2 separate regions of the Homo sapiens genome follow, and region 1 is linked to region 2. Evidence: chromatin loops called from intact Hi-C (ENCODE). Cell type or tissue: HCT116. All regions are shown on one strand. Links, peaks and the distances in the headings refer to the core of each region. The heading gives the core; the rest is flanking DNA. Region 1 overlaps FERMT2 (FERM domain containing kindlin 2). Region 2 overlaps DDHD1 (DDHD domain containing 1).

Region 1 (11,900 bases), core at 2,302-10,301, 130 kb after region 2:
TGCTAGGTGCTGAAAATACAATGGTGATCAAAATAGACATTGCCTTTGTCTTCTTAGACAGTTTATAATCTATTAGGAAAGAAAGATAGCACCCTCCTCCCCCACCCACCAACAACAAACAAAATGAATATAAATTTTGATCAGTGATATCACAGGATACTGAAATACAACAGTATGGGGGGACATAGGACATTGGAGGGCTAGGGTAGCTAAAAAAGGCTTCTCTGAGAATATGGAATTAATGCTAAAACCTGAAAGATGAGAGAGAGTTAGACATTCCAGGAGTGGAGTAGCATGTACAAGGGCACTGCGGCAGGAAAGAGCTTAGTTATATGATTCTTAGAACTAAAAAAGGCCAGTGTGGCTGGAGCAAAGGAAGAGTAGCACAGGATAAATTTGGAGGAGTAGATAGGCTGTATTGTGTGGGGCTTTGTAGACCTGATACGGCATTTGGATTTTATTTAAGTGCAGTTAGAAGCAGTTGCAAAGGATTTTCAGCAGGGGAATGGCATGAAAGCGCTGAAAAGATGACTCTGGCTGTTGTATGCAAAGTGCTGAATGGAATGAAGGAGACCAGTTAGGAGGCTGTGGCAGTAGTCAGTGCAAGAGATGATGGCAGCTTGAAATAGGGTGGTGCCAGTGGAGACTGGAGTGGAGATTTTTGGAAGTGGATTTGACAGTTTGCTGATAAATGTAAGGAATGAGGGAAAGCGAAAATCAATGACTTTCAGATTCCTAGCTTGAGCAACTGGGTTGACGGTTGGTGCTAGTTAGTATAATAAGAGTAGGGATAAGAAAAAAAATTGGGTTACATTTTAGATAAATTGAGTTATCTGTGGGACATCAAGAAGAGATGTGAGATAGGCAGTAGGGTGTATAGGCTGGCGTCTGAGTAGAAGGTTGGGCTGCTGACACCAGTGACGAAAATAAGTGTCTTTTAAAGCTATGAGAATGGATGAGACACCTGGAGAGCCAATGTAAGGAAAGAAGCACACGGTTCCTAGAAGATGGGAAGGGCAGCAGAGCGTAGGAGGTGGGATTGGCTTTAGATAGACAGGAAGAGACACTTTTTCATGTTAACACAAAGACAGGAGGCCCATCTGGGTACAAATTTAAGAAGGCTTATAGATGGGTTGGCGTGAAGGTGAAAGAGTTTGAATCTGATGGCTTCTGTGTTTTCTGCAGTAGAATCCATGGTTGTCTACTGAGAAGGAGGAGGATTCTCAGAAGTGTGAGAAGTTCGAAACACCGTGGTAGACAGAAAAAAATAGTAGGTTTCCCCAAGGGTGTCTTGGGCAGTCTGCCTGGCTATGAAATGAAAGAGGGAAAAGTCCTCTAAGTTTAATAGATGAGCAACTAAGTGGTATAGGTAAATGGTATGAGCAAGTAGCCTGAAAAGCAGGAGAAAGACGTTTTCTGGTCTGCTGAGTCTGCATGGCTTGCTTACAGTAGGTCAGAACCAGCTTCTTTAGTGGCTTTGTCACTAGAACACTGGGATTGTAGTGTTCTTTACCTCCAGTCAACTCTTGATTATGGTAATAGTTATATCTCATTTGGGGCTCAAGAGGATCCTAAAACAAAAGTAAATGGTACAGAGAATTACAATATTAGCAGAGTACAAAAGTATATATTTATCAGAAATAAGTCACGTGCCCAGAAAAGTTATCTGTGCTTATAAGTCACAATGACATGTTGCCTTAGCAAAGATTATCTAATGTAAACTTTGCTTCTAGTTTATGGACGTGTGAGAATACTAAACAAATTTTGCATTTCTTTCCTGAATTAGTACTTTAAAAATATGCAACTAGAAATTTATCCTCCCTAAAAGTAATATTTTAACCTCCTCTTCATTCCAAACTCTAAGTTGCTTACTTATTTTTAAGATGTGGTTACTTAAGGTAAGAAAAAGTAAGTTATTTGATCAACTTTCTTTTTTTAAAAAAGAATTACTTCATTTTTCTCTTTAGTCTGACAACATTATGGCATTAAATAAAGTCCAAGAGGTATTGGGCTGGTCTTTGTTTGGTCTCTGGTGGTTTAGATGAGGCAGAACTGAGTCTCCAGGAATCTGAATATTATCTCAAAAAGTTAGTAGCAGCCACTGTGCAAAGTTTGAAGGCCCAAGTCAAATCTGGGGCATATCCATGGATGTGTGGTAAGGCATAGGCTCCAGCTCTCGTGCAGAAACAACAGGAGTGGGATTTGATCAACTTTCTATGCAACCTTGACCACCCAGAGTCAAGGGGTCCTCCCACCTCAGCCTCCAGGTAGCTAGGACCACAGGCACAGGCCACCATGCCTGGATTTTTTTTTTTTTTTTTTTTTTTTTTTTTTTATAGGGATGAGGTTTTGCTATGTTGCCCAGGCTGGCCTTGAACGCTTCGGCTCAAGCCACCCACCCACCTCAAACCTCCCAAAGTGTTGGGATTACAGACGTGAGCCTGGCCAATAATTGCGTCTTAGTAGCCTGTATCCAAACAGTCAAGTAGGAATTGGTAATCTTATTAGGAAAACATTAAATAGGATGTTTTCAATAATGTCTCCCTTCTCTGTGCTCATATTTTCTAAGTGTAAGCAAGCTGGAATTGCATAAAGTGGGGCATAATATTTTCTCTAGCAAAAAGCTTTGAAATATGTATTTTTTTCTTTTTTTTCTTTTTGGTGACTCATGGAGTGGGAGAGCACTGTGATACCAAAAGCTGTTTGGTAGACTAAGCAATATTTACTCAGCCTCTAATGATGAGAAACCCAAGCCTTCTGTTCCTTAGAATACACAGATGTTTATTTGTAAAGCAAGTGTACGACCACTTTCTGAATTTGAGGAGCATTCTGTTACAGTTGAGGGAGGATATTTTTGTTGATTCAGTCAATGTTGTAGCAATTTGCAATGTTAATGATAGGAGTTTGAGTGTCTGTCAGATACTGTTATGTGCACGTGATACGGTGTGATGGGATCTGTTAAATAAGGGAGGAGGGACACAGAAATAATTCTTTCCAGAATGCTGGCAAAATGTTTTGAAGAATTAAGATATTTTACTAAAATTTATTATAGAAGTTAGAATTTTGCTAGGTATAGTAAACTATAAGTAGTTCTTGTCTTAAAAGAATTACTAAACAAGCCAAATTTATAAGTAAATCATAAAATCCCTTTTCTTCCCCAGAGAAGGAAAACAAGTGATGGCTTCATAATAGTACAGCTTTTTACCCCCCACGCCCCACCCCCGAGCCTTTTTGAGAAAGCTTGTATTTGTGATGGGTTACTTCTGAAAGTTTAACATCAAAATTTAAAATATAAGATATACTGAATAAAAGTTGGCCTGTACCTGGAGGATAACTGAAAATCATGACCTTGGAGAAATGGACTCTCAGAGCAAGTTTTTGAGCGTAGTCTATGCCTTGAATGGTTTTATAATGCAGATGAATGAATCTACTCCGGTGATGTTTGCTAACTTCTGGCCAAGTGCCAGGCTGAGTGTGTGTGTGTGTGTGTGTGTGTGTGTGTGTGTGTGTGTGTGTTGCACTTGGTCATCTAATGTTTGAAATACCAAGCCTGCCATTCTGGAAATCAGAAATGTTTATTTAGAACATAGTCCAGAGTCTAGATTAGAACATGTAAGGGAGTTCCTGTATGGAAAGTTTTCCAAAGCTTTAGTTTATGCAAATTCAGGGAATATCAACAGTTATTTCATTATGGATTTTGATGCCACATGGAAAACTAAACCACTACTTTAGTGATACAGTAGTATTTTCATTTGCTTGCCATTATTCGTAAGTATTTTAAAGTCATCATAATGTGTTCATGCTTCTACTCAGTCTTTAGCTAGAGGAAAGCTTCAATGTGTGGATGTCTGAAATCTGTTCTGCACATAGTGGGTTTTTCAAGTTACAGTTGCATAGTCTGTTATGATTTAACTTGCCACTTTAGAGACAAGCTGTGCTGTAATACACTAGATAACTAAGTGCTTTCAAGAGTTACCGCATCTGTGCCGGGCGCGGTGGCTCATGCCTGTAATCCCAGCACTTTGGGAGGCCAAGGGGGTTGGATCACTTGAGGTCAGGAATTCAAGACCAGCCTGGCCAACAGAGTGAAACCCAGCCTCTACTAAAAATACAAAAATTAGCTGGACTGGGTGTGGTGGTGCCTGTCTGTAGTCCCAGCTACTCCAGAGGCTGAGGCAGGAGAATCACTTGAACCCGGGAAGTGGAGGTTGCAATGAGTTGAGATCACATCACTGCTCTCCAGCCTGGGCAACAGAGCAAGACTCCATCTCAAACGAAAAAAGAGTTGCTGCATCGAGATAAACTACCTCACACACACACCTATATACACAATTTGTGCAGTTAAGTGCTTTTTTTTTTTTTTTTTTTTGAGACAGAGTCTTGCTGTGTTGCCCAGGCTGGAGTGCAATGGCACAGTCTTGGTTCACTGCAACCTCTGCCTCCTGGGTGCAAGCCATTCTCCTGCCTCAGCCTTCCCAAGTAGCTGGGATTGCAGGTGTGCACCAACAGGCCCAGCTAATTTTTGTATTTTTAGTAGAGATGGGGTTTCACCATATTGGCCAGGCTGGTCTCAAACTCCAACTTCTGACCTCAAGTGATTTGCCCACCTTGGCCTCCCAACATACTGGGATTACAGGTGTGAGCCACCGCTCCTGGCCTTTAAGTACTTTTTGATGTGCAGTTAGTTTTTATGCTTGCCTGGGCAAATGCTTCTCAGTTGGTGTACCATCATTTTTCTCAGGATTTTCATCAGTGTATACAATTTGTTTTTGCTACTAATGAATAGAATAGGTATGTTCTTGTGATAGTCTGAGCAGAGCCAATTGTGTGACTTGATATGGAGATACTGTTAGTTTCAAAATAAGATAGGTAGTGTGATATAAAGCCAGCACCAAAGAAAGAGCTAATTTTCTGGAAGTTGGGAAAACATTGCTTTGCCTGTTTGAGGGGGCTCAGTCGGGTCTTTAGGAAGTTTTGAAGTGATACTCTGCTGAAGGGCAAATTAGTGAATGATAATTATAAATAATTATAAATGATCTGAAATACGAAATCATTTCAGCCACTTTTAAAATAATGCTGTAATAGCTTTCCCTTTTTAAAAATGAAGCTAAAAATACTCCTTGGGTCTGCCATTTCCTTTCTATCTACCAGCTATTATTCTGTGTATTTACCAGCTATTATTCTATCTATTGATCGCTATTATTCTCCTTGCTGCAGTAAAATATCCAGGAAAAGTTTTCTGTATTTCTTATTTGTACTTCCTCACCTCCCAACCATTATAACTGAAATGGTTGTCATTTCCACTCTCACATTAACTTCTTGCACACTCTCTTGCAAGAGTGAACTCTTGCATACCCCCATCACCACACTTCTTCAAAATTATCAGTAATGATTTTGAAACAAGTGACTACTGCTTAAAACCATTTCCTAGACCCACAGAGATTCTGATATATTTGGTTTGAGAGATGTCACCAAGGTGGTGGAGTATCTGCCCATAAAAAAAATACAGACAGCTGTTCACAAACCAAAATAGCCCTAGTTTAGGGTGGGGCCAGGCATCAGTATTTTTTAAAAGCTGCTCAGATGATTCTAATGCCAATCAGGCAGAAAACTACTGCTCTAGGGCCTTATCTCATACATAGTAACACCTAAACCATGCACTGTGACCTACAAGGCTCCTGCCTGGCTCTCTGATGCCACCTCCTGCTGATCTCCATTTCCTCTCCTCTAGCCACCTTGGTCTCCCTCAATGGTGCTGGAACTTTGTTTTGTTCATCATCATATCTCTAGCACTAGAACAGTGCCTTCTTGCACACAGTACATGTTCAACAGGTATTTGTTGAATTCACGAATTCAGCACGTCTGATGTTCTTATTCTGTGGTAGTGATTACTCTGCAAGTAGTGCTGACTAGGTTGGTAGTGTGTTGAGTCTTCAGGAATGCTACTGAAAAGCCCAGTATTTGAACATAAGTCACAAGCCCCCACAGTCCAGCTTACCCATCTTCTAACACTGTCTTCTACTTCGCTGTCAGAACACCTACTTTTCTGTTTTTATCTTTTGCCATGAGTGGTATTGACACTTCTGATTTTTTTCTGGTCTCCTATTTCTGCTTTTATTTTGTGTAATTTTTTTTCTATATTGTTACTCATCCACTAGTTTCTCTGGGTAAAAAAGACTAGTTTTACCAGCGTTGCCAGTCAGTAAGAGAGCTTATTTTTTTTCTGTGGGTAAACGGACCACTCATAGGATGTCCAGTATGTAATCTTTGGATCCTATCCCCTTCTCTTGGTGGGTGCAGGTTGATAGCTCCTTTGATGAGAAACTGAGGTGGAATTCATGGGGGAGGGACAGGTTTTAAAGGGAAGGATGAGTATCAGGGGAGATATATGTTTCTGAGGTCACAGTTGGAAGCCTAATTGATGGAAAATTGAGATTTTATTGTACCATTATCTAAGTGCAAGATAACACTGCTTACAACAGGGGCCTGCAAAGTTTTCTTTTCTTTTCTTTCTTTTTTCTTAAGTATGGATAGTAGGTATTTTGGGCTTTTGGGCTTTGTGGGCCGCCATGCAGTCTGTGTCTAATGTTGTGGTGCAGAAGTAGACATAGACAATGTGTGAACAGAGTAGTGTGGCTGTGTTTCATAAAACTGTTTATGGGCATTGAAATTTGAACTTTATATAAAATTATGTAAAATACTGTTCTTTGGATTCCCCCCCCAACCCCCACCAGTTAAAAATACAGTCAGGAGCCATGTAACAGTGTTTCAGTCAACTACAGCAGACTATACAACCGTGGTCCCATAAGATTAATAATACCTTAATTTTACTATACCTTTTCTATGCTTAGCTACACAAATATTTATCACTGTGTTGCAGTTGCCTACAGCATTCAGTACAGTAACATATGTACAGGTTTGTATCCTAGAATCAAGAGGCCATACCATATAACCTAGGTGTGTAGTAGGCTATACTGTCTAGGTTTGTGAATACGCTCGTTGATGTTCACACAACAGTGAACTTGCCAAACATCGCATTTCTCAGATCTTATCCCCCTTGTTAAGTGACTCATGACTGTACAAAAACTGTTCTTAGCTAGTGAGCCATAAAAAGGCAGAAGGCAGGATTTGGTCCTTGGGCCATTCATAGTTTGCTAACCTCCAGCTTCACATTTATGTAGTTTTGACTTGGAAAGTCGAGTTCTTGACCAGTAGTCCTTTTCATACCTCACATTATAAAAATTCTTTAGATTTTGTGGTTGGTGGCACATTACCTCTTTATTAGTGTCCATATGTAAATTTTGTACCCAAAAGCTCCTTATCACGTTAGTGTCTTTGCCCTCTATGTTTTAGCACCTACTCCTGGGCCACATTGTTTGAGCCTGTCTTTTATTATGTCTTTGCAGCGCCCTGCTTCTACAATAAAACAGCTGTTTTTTTTTTTTAATTTAATAAACATTCCTTTCAGGCTGTAACAGGTGCTATGGAGGCCCCCCTCTTTCACTGTAGTTCACCTGCACTCCTGGTGGGCAGATCCCCAACATGCTGACAAGCTCTTTTCCTTAGGTGCAGGGATCTCTGAGCTTGCTCTGCCTGAGTGCAGGGCAGCCAGCCCCATGCTGGCAGCCAAGAAGTGTTAAGAGTTTTTAATGTAATGGCCCCAGGAGTAACCCTTAACAAGGAAGTGGAGAGATACCTCATCTTTCTCCTCTGTGGGAGAGTTCTGAGGCATGCCCTGAAGGACTGAACTGCAGGTGCTCACAGCAGTGAGGAACCTCCAGTTGGCTTTTCTCCCCATCTCACTTTCACTGATCCCCTCAAGTGTGCTTCCTGGGATTTCCTTCCCACAAATAAGCTGCTTGCACCCAAGTTCTTAGGTCAGGGATGCCTTCTGGAGGAACCCAAGTGACATGTGCTGGTGGACTCATAGTGCTCTTACAGCTCTTTTTCTCCTTGCCTCCCCACGGGGAGTATATGATGGAGCTTCCTTAGTGGGTGACATTGACACTAGATGTGAGAAAGAAAGTATTACAGGTTGAATATTCCTTATCTGAAAGCTTGAGACCAGAGTGTTTCTGATCTTGAATTTTGAAATATTTGTATTGTACTTAACCGGTTGAGCATTCGTAATCCAAAAATCTGAAATCTGAAATGTTCTAAAGTCTAAAACTTTTTTTTTTCCCCTGTTTTCTGAGCATTTTGGATTTCAGAGTTTCACATTAGGGAGGCTCAGCCTATATATACTACCTACCGATCATTCAGTTCAGCTCAACAGTAACTCTACTTGATTACCAGCATTCTTTGCAGGTTATCTTTTTCTGCCCTTAGTTTTCTGTTCCTGGAAAGAAAAGTAATATGTGATCAGTCATCTAACCTTGGTTGTCTTCTATAAGGTAGATCAGAATTTTCTGTTTCCAAAAGTTAGTTGGCAAATTCTGTGCTAGAAAGTAGGGTGTAGGGTACTATATACAATTAAGTATCACTGTTAAGCAAGTAGTTATAAAATAGCAGTTACATGCATTCTTTTGCCAAACTTCAAATAACATGATTGGCAGGACTTTGCCAAAACCACAGATGTTGAAATTTCAAAATGGTAATACGATCACAAGTAGCTGTAGCCGTAATTCTCCCATTAAAATACTTATTGATTAAAATAGGTTTTTAATGTCTGGAGAATTGAAAGTCTTTTTCTACCTGTGGCATGTTTCTTCCATAATGAGAACTTCAGTCGTATCAAGTAAATTTCACCATTGTAGAAGGTGTTTCAGCCATATAATCAATGTGGAAATCTGATTTTTTATTTAGGGATAGACTAGTTATGTGTGTGTGTGTTTCAATTTCTAGATTAATACATACTTTTAAATGTCTTAAAGTTGATAAACTCTTTTTAAAGGTACGACTATATTAAAATGAGCTTTATCTCAGAAGCATGATAGTTTTAATTTTTATTTGCAAAAAATTATTCACTTTTTTTTTTCTTGAGGTAGGATCTCGCTCTGTCACCCAGGCTGGAGTACGGTGGTGCAATCACAGCTCACTGCAACCTTGATCTACCTCCCAGGTTCAGTCCATCTTCCCACCTCAGCCACCTGAGTAGCAGGGACTACAGGCACATGTACCATGCCCAGCTAATTTTTTGTAGAGATGGGGTTTCACCACATTGTCCAGGCTGGTCTTGAATTCCTGGGCTCAAGTGATCTGCCCGCCTCAGCCTCCCAAAGTTTTGGGATTATAGGCGTGAGCCACTGTGCCCAGCATTCACATGTTTTTCCTTCCCCTGGAAGTTGTTTTCCTTGAGACAGAGTCTCGCTCCCTTGCCCAGGCTGGAATGTAGTTTCACATCACAGCTCGCTGCAACCTTGACCTTATGGGCTCAAGTGATCCTCCTACCTCAGCATCCTGAGTAGCTGGGACTACAGGCACATGCCACCATGCCTGGCTAATTAAAAAAAAAAAAATTATAGAGATGGGACTTCACCATGTTGCCTTGCCTGGTCTCGAACTCATGGGCTCAAGCGATCCTCCAGCCTCAGCCTACCAAAGTTCTGGGATTACAGGCATGAGCCACCACGCTGGGCCTGTTCTTTTTGTGTGTGTTTTGTTTTGTTTTGTTTTTTGAAACATCACTTTCCCTTTTTTTGGCACTTAGTAAGTTTAACATACAGTTGATCCCAGCAGTCTTTACTTTGATTGCAGCTTTAAAAACCAACTTCCTATCCTAGTCATAAGTAAATAAATAACTAGTTGAAGTTGGATTTTACTGCTACAAGTTTATTGTTACGACCTGCCTTATCTGGGGGTAGCTAAATCTTGTGTAAATTACATTCTTTTCTTTATTTGGTTTCATTTAGTTGCATAAGGCTGTTAAATAGTTGAACAGATATTAATGTTTCCTGTTATACTTGTACCAAAACGTGCTCAGAGAAAAATGTTGGGCAGTGTGACTTTAGATCCATTTTCGGGGATCTATTTGGGAGAGCACATGTGGCCAGAATGTAGTTTTTTATTTTTTTATTTTTAGAGCTTTCTCTTAAGTTATAGTGTTTCTCATGGGTGTTTTCCCTGTTCCTCCTCTTCACCTAGGATATTGGTCTCTGTTCACTTTGGTTCCCCATCTTTTCACCACCCATTATTCACCTTCACACATTTCTGCAACTTCATAAACCACAGTCTGTTCAGTTTCTCATCAGAATGTTATTGTCCATTCCTATAGGACGAGTTCCAAGCCCACCAACTCCTTGTCTTTATTAATCCTTCCTATTCTAGCCCTCAGGATTCTGTTTTCTGAGAATAAGAGGGTACTTTCTCTGTCATCCATGTGTCCCATTTTGTAGTTGACTCAAACATTCTTAGTTGCCCTATATATTCTGCCTCAGCTGCCTTGTGTACTGGCTTTTCAGGACAGAGCGTGTTTTCTCAGCTGTTAATGTTTCTTTTGTACCTGTCACATAACAGTAACTTAGTAGTTAATTATTGCTGTTAAATACCCAATTATCTAGTTTTCTGCTTTTAATTTCTCAAAATCACCTTGGTGATTTTTAAGTGATTTGTTTATTGTTTGTTTTTTATAGATGTAAAAAAAGATTGGTCTGACCATGCTCTCTGGTGGGAAAAGAAGAGAACTTGGCTTCTGAAGACACATTGGACCTTAGATAAGTATGGTATTCAGGCAGATGCTAAGCTTCAGTTCACCCCTCAGCACAAACTGCTCCGCCTGCAGCTTCCCAACATGAAGTATGTGAAGGTGAAAGTGAATTTCTCTGATAGAGTCTTCAAAGCTGTTTCTGACATCTGTAAGACTTTTAGTAAGTATTACATAAATTCTTCTTAAAATACGAGTTATGTGATGTACAGATGACCGATGACTGACATAGCTTATCCCAAGGGATGGGGCATGGGCTGAACTATCTGTATATATGTATGTGTGTGAAATTTCTACTTCATTAAAGTTTTTATATTAAGATAAATGCTGGGTTAAGGTGGAACAGGAAGAACCTAGTAGAGATTCTTTCCTTACTAGAATTGTATCTGATATTTAATACTTTATTTTTATGGAGAGGTTAAAGGAACAGGCACTATTTTCAGGGGAACATACATGGCTTTGCAATGTTTCCTTCACATAAGTCACTATTTGATTTTAGTGATTCAGGCAGATTGTGTCACTTCCTCCATTGAAGGCCTGACACAGCTCCTAAGGAAATGACTATGAGTGTTGTCTTCCTTCACCAGTCTACAATTTGAACATCTCTGTAGTATTTCTATTTATGCATTCTGAAATGAGATGTGGGTTACTTTGGCTGACCCAGTTATGTCATATGACAGGAAGTATTCAACCATCTGAGAAAATGTGAACTGCTGTCACTACCACTAGTGCAGAACTCTGCTGTATTTTTTCCTATTTGAGAAATTCTTGGTTAAAGATACATTTAGTGACTTCTCATATTTTAATTCCAAATAAAGTACTGCAGTTTTTTATTCATGTTAAATTTTTAAATTATACTAGTAATTTATAAATACACTCTGTTGTAAAAGAATCAATGAATATAGACATACATAGTAAGCTCCCCCTTCCCCTAAGTAATCATTCTTGACAGTTTGGTGATTTTCTATGCATTTATTTGTCCATACATATCGGATTTTTTTTAATAAATAGGAGCATTTTATATGTATTTTTTAAACTTAGTAATGTCTTAGAGATCTTTCTATGTGTTATACATTCTTTTAAGCTGTAATTCAGAGTATAGACGTACTATTAATTTACATCCAATTACTTCTTGGCCTTTTTGGCTAAGATCAAGTATAATTTATAACCACATTTCCCTGTTAATGATCAGTTAGGTTGCTTCACTCTTAGAGCAAATGCTGCAACATTTTCAAATGTTTTAAATATTGCTGAAAAC
Region 2 (8,000 bases), core at 1-8,000:
CCATCTGGATAACTCTTATTAAAAACGAATATACTCAAAGATATTTTATTATTTGTATTTTGCCATATATTACGTTATGCCCAAATTTTGTTGAAAGATAACACTTCACCATTTTTAAACTTTAAGATGACTTTATCATTTTAGGTTGAGAATTTCTTCTGTATGGGATCCCCATTAGCAGTTTTCTTGGCGTTGCGTGGCATCCGCCCAGGAAATACTGGAAGTCAAGACCATATTTTGCCTAGAGAGATTTGTAACCGGTTACTAAATATTTTTCATCCTACAGATCCAGTGGTGAGTTGCAATATAGACTCTTTTTTTTCTCAATGTCAAATTGTTCCTAAAAAGAATCTATCAGCTGGGCACAGTGGCTCACGCTTGTAATCCCAGCACTTTGGGAGGCTGAGGCGGGCGCATCATCTGAGGTCAGGAGTTCAAGACCAGCCTGACCAATGTGGTGAAACCTCATCTCTACTAAAAATACAAAAATTAGCTGGGCGTGGTAGTGGGTGCCTGTAAGGCAGGAGAATCACTTGAACCTGGGAGGTGGAGGTTGGACTGAGCCAAGATCATGCCACTGCACTCCAGCTTGGGTGACAGAGTAGTGAGACTCCATCTCAAACAAAAAGAAAAAAGCCGGGCGTGGTGCTCATGCCTGTAATCCCAGCACTTTGGGAGGCCAAGGCAGGCAGACTGCCTGAGCTCAAGTTCGAGACTAGCCTGGGCAACATGGTGAAACTCCATCTCTACTAAAATACAAAAAATTAGCTGGGCACGGCTGTAATCCCAGCTACTCGGGAGGCTGAGGCAATAGAATTGCTTGAACCTGGGAGGCAGAGGTTGCGGTTAGCCGAGATTGTGCCACTGCACTCCAGCCTGGGCAATAGAGCGAGACTCTGTCTCCAAAAAGTAAAAATCTGTCTAAGACATCTTACAAGGTGCCATCGAATTAATGAAAACACTTCATTTATCTGATTATTAAACGTGTGTTTTGGTTAATTTAGGGCTCATGAGATAAAGTACCTTAGAGATGGTCTGGTTATGTTGCACCTGTAATACAAGAGTGTAATGTAAAAATATTATTCCCAGACAGTTAGTACAAGAGACAGGAGTCTACTGGACTTTCAAACCTTAACCAATTGTAATACCAGTAACCTAGAAACCATAAATCTTAAAAATCCTGCTCTAAATACTTTTTTAATCTAAAGTATGCTACAATATTGGAATGTATTTTGTAGACTCTCTGAAAAATGAAAATATTCAAATACTGAACATCAAAATAAAACTTTATTATAGCCTAATAGAATTGTAAGATGTTGGATTTTTCTATTCTCTATTATGTTTATGCTGTAAATATTTTTTTTAATGGAAGCACTCCAAGAACCTTGCATCCTGTTAAACAGTGTAATGCCAAGTAAGATTTTCAGACAAGAAAAATGCCCCCTTAATACTTCTTTGGGACAAGGCTGGTTTAACTAAATATTAAACTATTTTAAATAGCATTTATTCTCTGAAAAAATAGCTTCATATAATTGTGGAAAGTCTTTTAAAGGATCCTTTTAGCTAGTACCAAATAAATATAACATTGACTAACCATTCGAATTTTAGAAAATCTCTCATATGTTAAAGACTTACAACTGCCATATTAACTTCACTGAACTGGAAGTTTAATATAAGATTCAAATACAAACTGCACAATCCTGGGCAAGTTATTTCTGAGATTGTATCTTATCTGTATGATGTAGATGATAATATTTTGCCTTCTAGGATTGTTAGGATTAAGTAAAATATATATACACCCAGCTAGACAATAAGCATTTCATTAACATATACTCATTTTATTCATTGTCTCGTAACTTGAAAGTGAATTTCAGTTCATAGGTCTGCTCTGAGCCCTGTCCTTTGTATAACTTAAACTTTGTTGTAACTTTAAAGGAGGATTCCAAACTCTTAAATTTTTATTATTCATTTTATAGTTTTTCTGTGATTTTTAAAAAAATTAATACTTTGTTAAATAGTTTACGTCAGAACGGTGCAAGGCAGTTTTTACAAATGTTATCTGTTCTTTCTCACATCTCTGTAAGAGAGGAAGTGTTACCTCCTTTCTACAGCTCAGGAAACTCAGGGCTCCGAGACCTAGTGACTTAACAAGCATCATGCAATTAATAAGTGACAGAGGCTGGGCGCAGTGGCTCTCTATTATCCCAACCCTTTGGGAGGCTGAGGTGGGAGGATTGCCTGAGCCCAGGAGTTTGAGACCAGCCTGGGCACCAAGGCGAGACCCCATCTCCATCTTAAAAAATAAAATTTTCTAAAAATGTAAATTAAAAAATAAGTGATAGAAACCAGAATATGAATTTGGGGGATTCTGATGCCGTATCCATTGCCTTTTCTGCTGTCTCATTGCTACTTCACATCAGACAGATGCTCTTATGCTGGCATCTGATTTATGCTGTTACTGTATCAATCTATTTTAAAACAGAGCTTAAATAGAGCTCCTAAAATATTAAAAATTGGCCTTATTTGCTGTTTCCCAGGATTACCATCTACTACTTCAACTTTGCTCCTAAGACTAAAATAAATCTAATTGTTACATATCAGAACATAATAAAAATATTTCTCTGAAAAACTAATTGATAGACACTATTAGCCTAGACTGTTTTTCATAATCTCATCATTAGATCAAGTGCATATTAACAGTGAACAAATAGAAATACATGTTTGAAATAGCTATTGTTTTTTAATTAAATTCCTTCTCGGAGGTTTACTTAACATGCAGTAGAGTAAGAACAGTTTACTAAAATCCAAGCATTGTGATTTAACACTGTGTTTCTTTGAATTTTTTTTTTTAAATCAAGGCTTATAGATTAGAACCATTAATACTGAAACACTACAGCAACATTTCACCTGTCCAGATCCACTGGTACAATACTTCAAATCCTTTACCTTATGAACATATGAAGCCAAGCTTTCTCAACCCAGCTAAAGAACCTACCTCAGTTTCAGAGAATGAAGGCATTTCAACCATACCAAGCCCTGTGACCTCACCAGTTTTGTCCCGCCGACACTATGGAGAATCTATAACAAATATAGGCAAAGCAAGCATATTAGGTAATTTCTCTTATGTATTCCTTATCTATGCATATAAGCACTTTCCTAGACATAAGTTTGGGGGACTAGAAGTATTCTATGTATTAGGAAACTCCCAGCAGTTAATCCCTGTGTCTAGAATTAACTACCCTCCCAATGTTCATATTTGAGGCCCAAAAAGCTCTAAAGTTCTCTGATTAGATCAGATCTTATAGTTTTAGAATATAAGATAGCTGGATGGACCAGAAAAAGCTGTTATGAGAATCAAGTCCCTCATTTTAATCTTGGTCCTACCACTTGCTGTGAGATCTTGAGTAAATAATATAGTTTTTAATGCTCTACTTGCTCATCTGTGAAATGAGAAAGCACTTGTGTCAGAGGGTGCTCCCTGTCAACCAGTTCTCTGATCTATTCTAAAAGTCTCTCAAACTGTGTGATTCCTGAGGGCAACAAGGATGTTTAATTTTTCTTTGAATGATCTCCAGTACTGGCACAATGTTTGCTGTATCACTGGAACTCGATTATGTGGTATTTGAATCTGTCCATTGCCTTTGGTTACAAGTTGCCTTAATGTAAAATACCACAAGGTGGCACTATAAATAGGCTTTATCTCCTGGACTCATTGGCTGTTTTACTTTCTCATGTTAATACATTGTTTATTGATGGCTTTTTCTTACATGTCCATTTAAATTCAGTAGTAAGTATATCAATAGTAAATCTATACTCATGTCAATGGCATGGTTCTTTTATCAAAGACTTTAATCTTGCCAAATATTTTAATAAACCATGATCACTTGAATAAAATAGAATCTTTATTCCTTTGTTTATATATTCCTGTGTTATATTCCTAGAGCTTATACAACTCTCATTCTATTCACCATTTTTATTTAGAAACCTGCAATATAAATTATAATTTTCTTATGTTCCCACCCTGGAAAAACATGACTAGGGTTTGGTCCCTCTGCCAGTTGGCTATAATTATGGGTGGTGCTCTTTAGCTTAGAGTGTGGTGTGATTCAACAGAATGACTACCCTGCTTTGTGAAATACAGGGGCTGCTAGCATTGGAAAGGGACTTGGAGGAATGTTGTTCTCAAGATTTGGACGTTCATCTACAACACAGTCATCTGAAACATCAAAAGACTCAATGGAAGATGAGAAGAAGCCAGTTGCCTCACCTTCTGCTACCACCGTAGGGACACAGACCCTTCCACATAGCAGTTCTGGCTTCCTCGATTCTGCATGTTAGTTCATACATTATTTCCTTAAGTTGATACTGTATCTTTTTAAAACTTGGGGAGGGCAGGGAGGTATAAAATATTAATACTAGCTAGTCAACTCTAAGATCTAAAGTGTGCCTTAACTTTGAAAGAAAAAAATGCTTTCCTTCTGCTTATATTTTTAAGAATAATTTCCAGGAAAATGCAGTTTTACTTTCTGCATTGATGAATTAATAGAATATTAGTAATTAGGGCCTTGTGGCACAAGGTCTTAACCATCAAGCATAAAACAAATCTCTTTAGGGTAAGTACCCCCTGAAGTTTATAAAGTAGATTTTTACTAATGTGATCTTCTCAGTCTCAAAAATCGTGTAATTATTGCTTTAGATCTATGCTGTATCTGGTCTTGAGACTTTAAAAACTGCTATACCAAAGTCATCCTACTTCTATTCAAAGCTTAGAAATTTTATTGGATCTGCTGAATGGCTTCCAATTCTATCCCAGCTACCTAGTGTAAAGCAGATATTGAAAAAATGAGTAAATAAATGGATAGTTATGTTGGACTTAGCATTATATGGATCTTTAAGCTTTCTCCGGTGGACTTAGAAAGTTTGAAATGTTGAGTAGTTGTGAAACACGAATACACTTAGTATATATTTACTTCCAAGAGTCTGAACTTGAACATTATTTTTAGGTGTCTAGTAAAATAAAACTAAAACGTCAAGTCCTATTTTTTCATTGACACCTATAATGAAATATAAATTCTGAAACTAGCTACTCCTTTTCTGTAACTATAGCAGGGAGAAAACTTTTCTTTCTCTAGAAATTTTTAAACAGATTTTATTTGTTACTTAGAGTATTGTGTTCTTACTGTGTCTGCTACTCTAAATTGTAAAATGATGGCATTCATTGCCATCCATCCTTAGAAAGTTCAGGTGTGACACTCCTAGAGGCTGAATAATTCTTCCACAGTCAACTCCACTCCAGGATGAATTATTAATAGGGTTGAACATTCCTACTTGGGCCAACAGCATTTTTAATTTAATTATATCTGTGCCAGACTCTGGACACTGAAAATTTTATAATTGCAAGTCTGGAAAATTCTTTTTTAGACTTTGATATTTGCATTAAATATATTTTACCTTCTATAAGAGTTCTCATACTATTTCTGACTTGTTTCCTTTTCTACTTAATATCAAAAATGTGATTGTGAAAATACAAAATTCTGTCGTGACATGCAGATGTCAAGAAAACTCTAACTGCTGAAGAAAATTAATTTCAAAGAATTTTGTAAGGTAGCAGGTAAAAAGTCATGGTTCTCTGTAATGTCATTAATGTGCAACAGTAGTGCTAGTAAACATCAGAGTGAGGGAGGGAGCAAGAAGAGCAGGGTAGGGTTTAACCCCCTAGAAAAAGGGTAATGAAAACGTATGTATAGAATCTACAGGCTCTGAGGGAATAAAACTTTTTTAGGTTTTTTTTTTCTGTTTAACATAGTAATTTCAAAATAATAGAGAAACCCCCAGTTTTTTCTTCCAGAACAGCAGTTAGTAGAGGTGCATAGCTGTATTGCATCTTTTTATTTTGAGAGCTTAACAAAATACATACTATGTCATTCTTACACATAAATTCTTTGATAGTCCGAATGGTAAAATAGTCAACAAGACTCAATATGAGGTAATTATGAGTCTTACACATATTCACATATTACACATACTTATATATTATACATATTACACATATTCACCTCTAGATATAGATATAACTATTAAAATTGGACTATTATAATAAGATTCTGCCTTTTAAATCCTATTCCCAAGATTTGCTTTACTAATTATTTGGCTTGCTTCAATAATGTAATCTGTGTAATCGTCATAATTTCTCGTCGTTAAGTGCTGTCTTGGCTATATCGTGCAAATCATAAAACTTTTCTTCATTAAATCTTCTTTCTGAAATTTGGTCATTGTGATTAGGTGATTCTGGCTTCCCTCCTTTCTTCCTTCTACTTACATTAATTGCCTCAGTTCTTCTGGATAACCTTTATTCTGAAGCTACCGACTTTGATTCACTTGCTATTTGAGGGTAAAATGGGGCACAGGCTTAGAATTCATGATCTGTCTGTTTCTTTATGTGAAGAACTAGTGTTGTCAATTGAAACCTATTTTATTTTCATCCAGTTGAAGCATCTTACCTAGCTATTCTTCTTTTGAAAAGTCTAGACTTCTTTTCTAACATATAATGCAAAGATCTGTTTCTTTTAGCATTGTTTTGCATCTAGGTTAGGAACTAAATTAGCTATGAATTTGGGGACTATCTGGGTGTTAACAGATTATGAGATTATATTTCAAGTTAGTTATGCTTACATTTTCCATGAAAGAGCTCCTTACAAAAATTAAGATGTGTACTACTTTATGTATGCTAGATTTAGTCAGTTTATTTGGGAGTATTGTTCTAACTTTTGGCCACTACATCATTGAAGGCCATTTTTAATCATCAGCCAACCCTTTACAGCATCTTGTGTTTTTTTTTCACAGATTTCAGACTTCAAGAATCGTTCTTTAATCTCCCACAACTTCTTTTTCCGGAAAATGTAATGCAGAATAAAGATAATGCCCTCGGTATGGTATATGTCAGGAATAGCATTCAGAATACTATAAAAATGATCTACTTAGAGTTCTTCTGCTTATTGAAAAATTGGATCAGTTCTTCTATGAGATCCCAGCTTCAGTGTTACCATTACAGACTATTTTATGTGTATTTTCATCCCATATTTTCTAGTCTTAAATGGTAGTGGTTCTGAAACCTGAAAATTGACTAGCCACTTAATGTGCTAAAGTATATTTGTGTATACTTCTACAAAGAAGGAACCTGAAGAAAAGCATAAGGTCATTTTCTTCCTTCTTTATTGTCCTAAAGGCTCCAAAGAGGTTTGCTATTTCTTTTCATTTAATACATTTAGATATAAAAGGGTTTCTAATAGTACAAAGAATGTCATCATTCTTGGTTATTTCAGGTATCAGTAAATTTACCACTTAGGGTTGTAGGTATGTCATAGCTGATTGCTTTCAACACAGATATTTAATGTAGTTTAGGGGAGTACATTCACTTTTAAAAACAGTATTCTTGGATGTAAGAGATATTTTTAATCTCTTAATTTTCAGTATATTCTAAATGTATCACTATGGATTAACTTTAGCAGTTTAAAATTATTTTTATGACTAACTTCTGATTCTTTTTCCACAGCTTCTCTTTTAAAAAAAAAAATGCTGGATTTTGTCTTTGACAAAACACGTTACAGGGCTTTGTGGGATTTTTTTTCTTTTAATGTTTTAACCAAATCTCATTTTACAGTTTCTTTATTTGATCACCAATTTTCATAAATTTTTTCAAGTAAAAAAAAAAAAAAACTCTTACATTACTTCAGTTTGCGTTGATCTAACTCAGTGAATTCCCCTTAAGAAATTATCTTACATAAGTGCTGTCTCTGGTCTCTGCCCAAGCCAGCCTGTTTCATAAATAAATAATTTTATTTATGTTTTTTGCATTTTTGGTTGGAGAAAGGAAAATTAATTCATTCATATTTGTCCTGCAACCAAGTAGCCCATATATCCAGTATCTCAAAACCATCCTACCTAGCTACCTAAGTAGTTAAACCTGTAGTCATAACTACACAAAATGATTCAGATGGTAA

Evidence for each region. Hi-C counts contacts between places; a loop is a spot of excess contacts. Peaks named below come from ENCODE experiments on the same cell type or tissue, not always from the same donor. Only the 100,000 strongest peaks of a DNase experiment are listed, where the experiment ranks them.
Region 1: it touches region 2 in a loop (11-fold over the local background); 4 of 110 quality-filtered maps call a loop at or near these places.

Annotation. Positions count from the first base shown.
Region 1 is chr14:52,918,028-52,929,927 of GRCh38, reverse strand. FERMT2 (FERM domain containing kindlin 2) reads left to right here. Exons shown (of 15, transcript NM_006832.3): 3 at 10,572-10,805. It overlaps LOC105370500 (a long non-coding RNA gene), which reads right to left. Exons shown (of 3, transcript XR_943867.3): 3 at 1-1,571. Among named protein-coding and RNA genes, the nearest start is that of FERMT2, 27 kb to the left of the region's middle. RefSeq lists a silencer at 3,823-4,117 and an enhancer at 11,200-11,309. In HCT116, for the core only: a CTCF peak has its summit at 5,684; no DNase peak of the experiment used is centred there.
Region 2 is chr14:53,050,771-53,058,770 of GRCh38, reverse strand. It overlaps DDHD1 (DDHD domain containing 1), which reads left to right. Exons shown (of 13, transcript NM_001160148.2): 9 at 145-294; 10 at 2,859-3,111; 11 at 4,142-4,333; 12 at 6,844-6,927. Among named protein-coding and RNA genes, the nearest start is that of DDHD1, 99 kb to the left of the region's middle. In HCT116, for the core only: a CTCF peak has its summit at 3,676 (motif pointing right); a DNase peak (open chromatin) is centred at 3,690.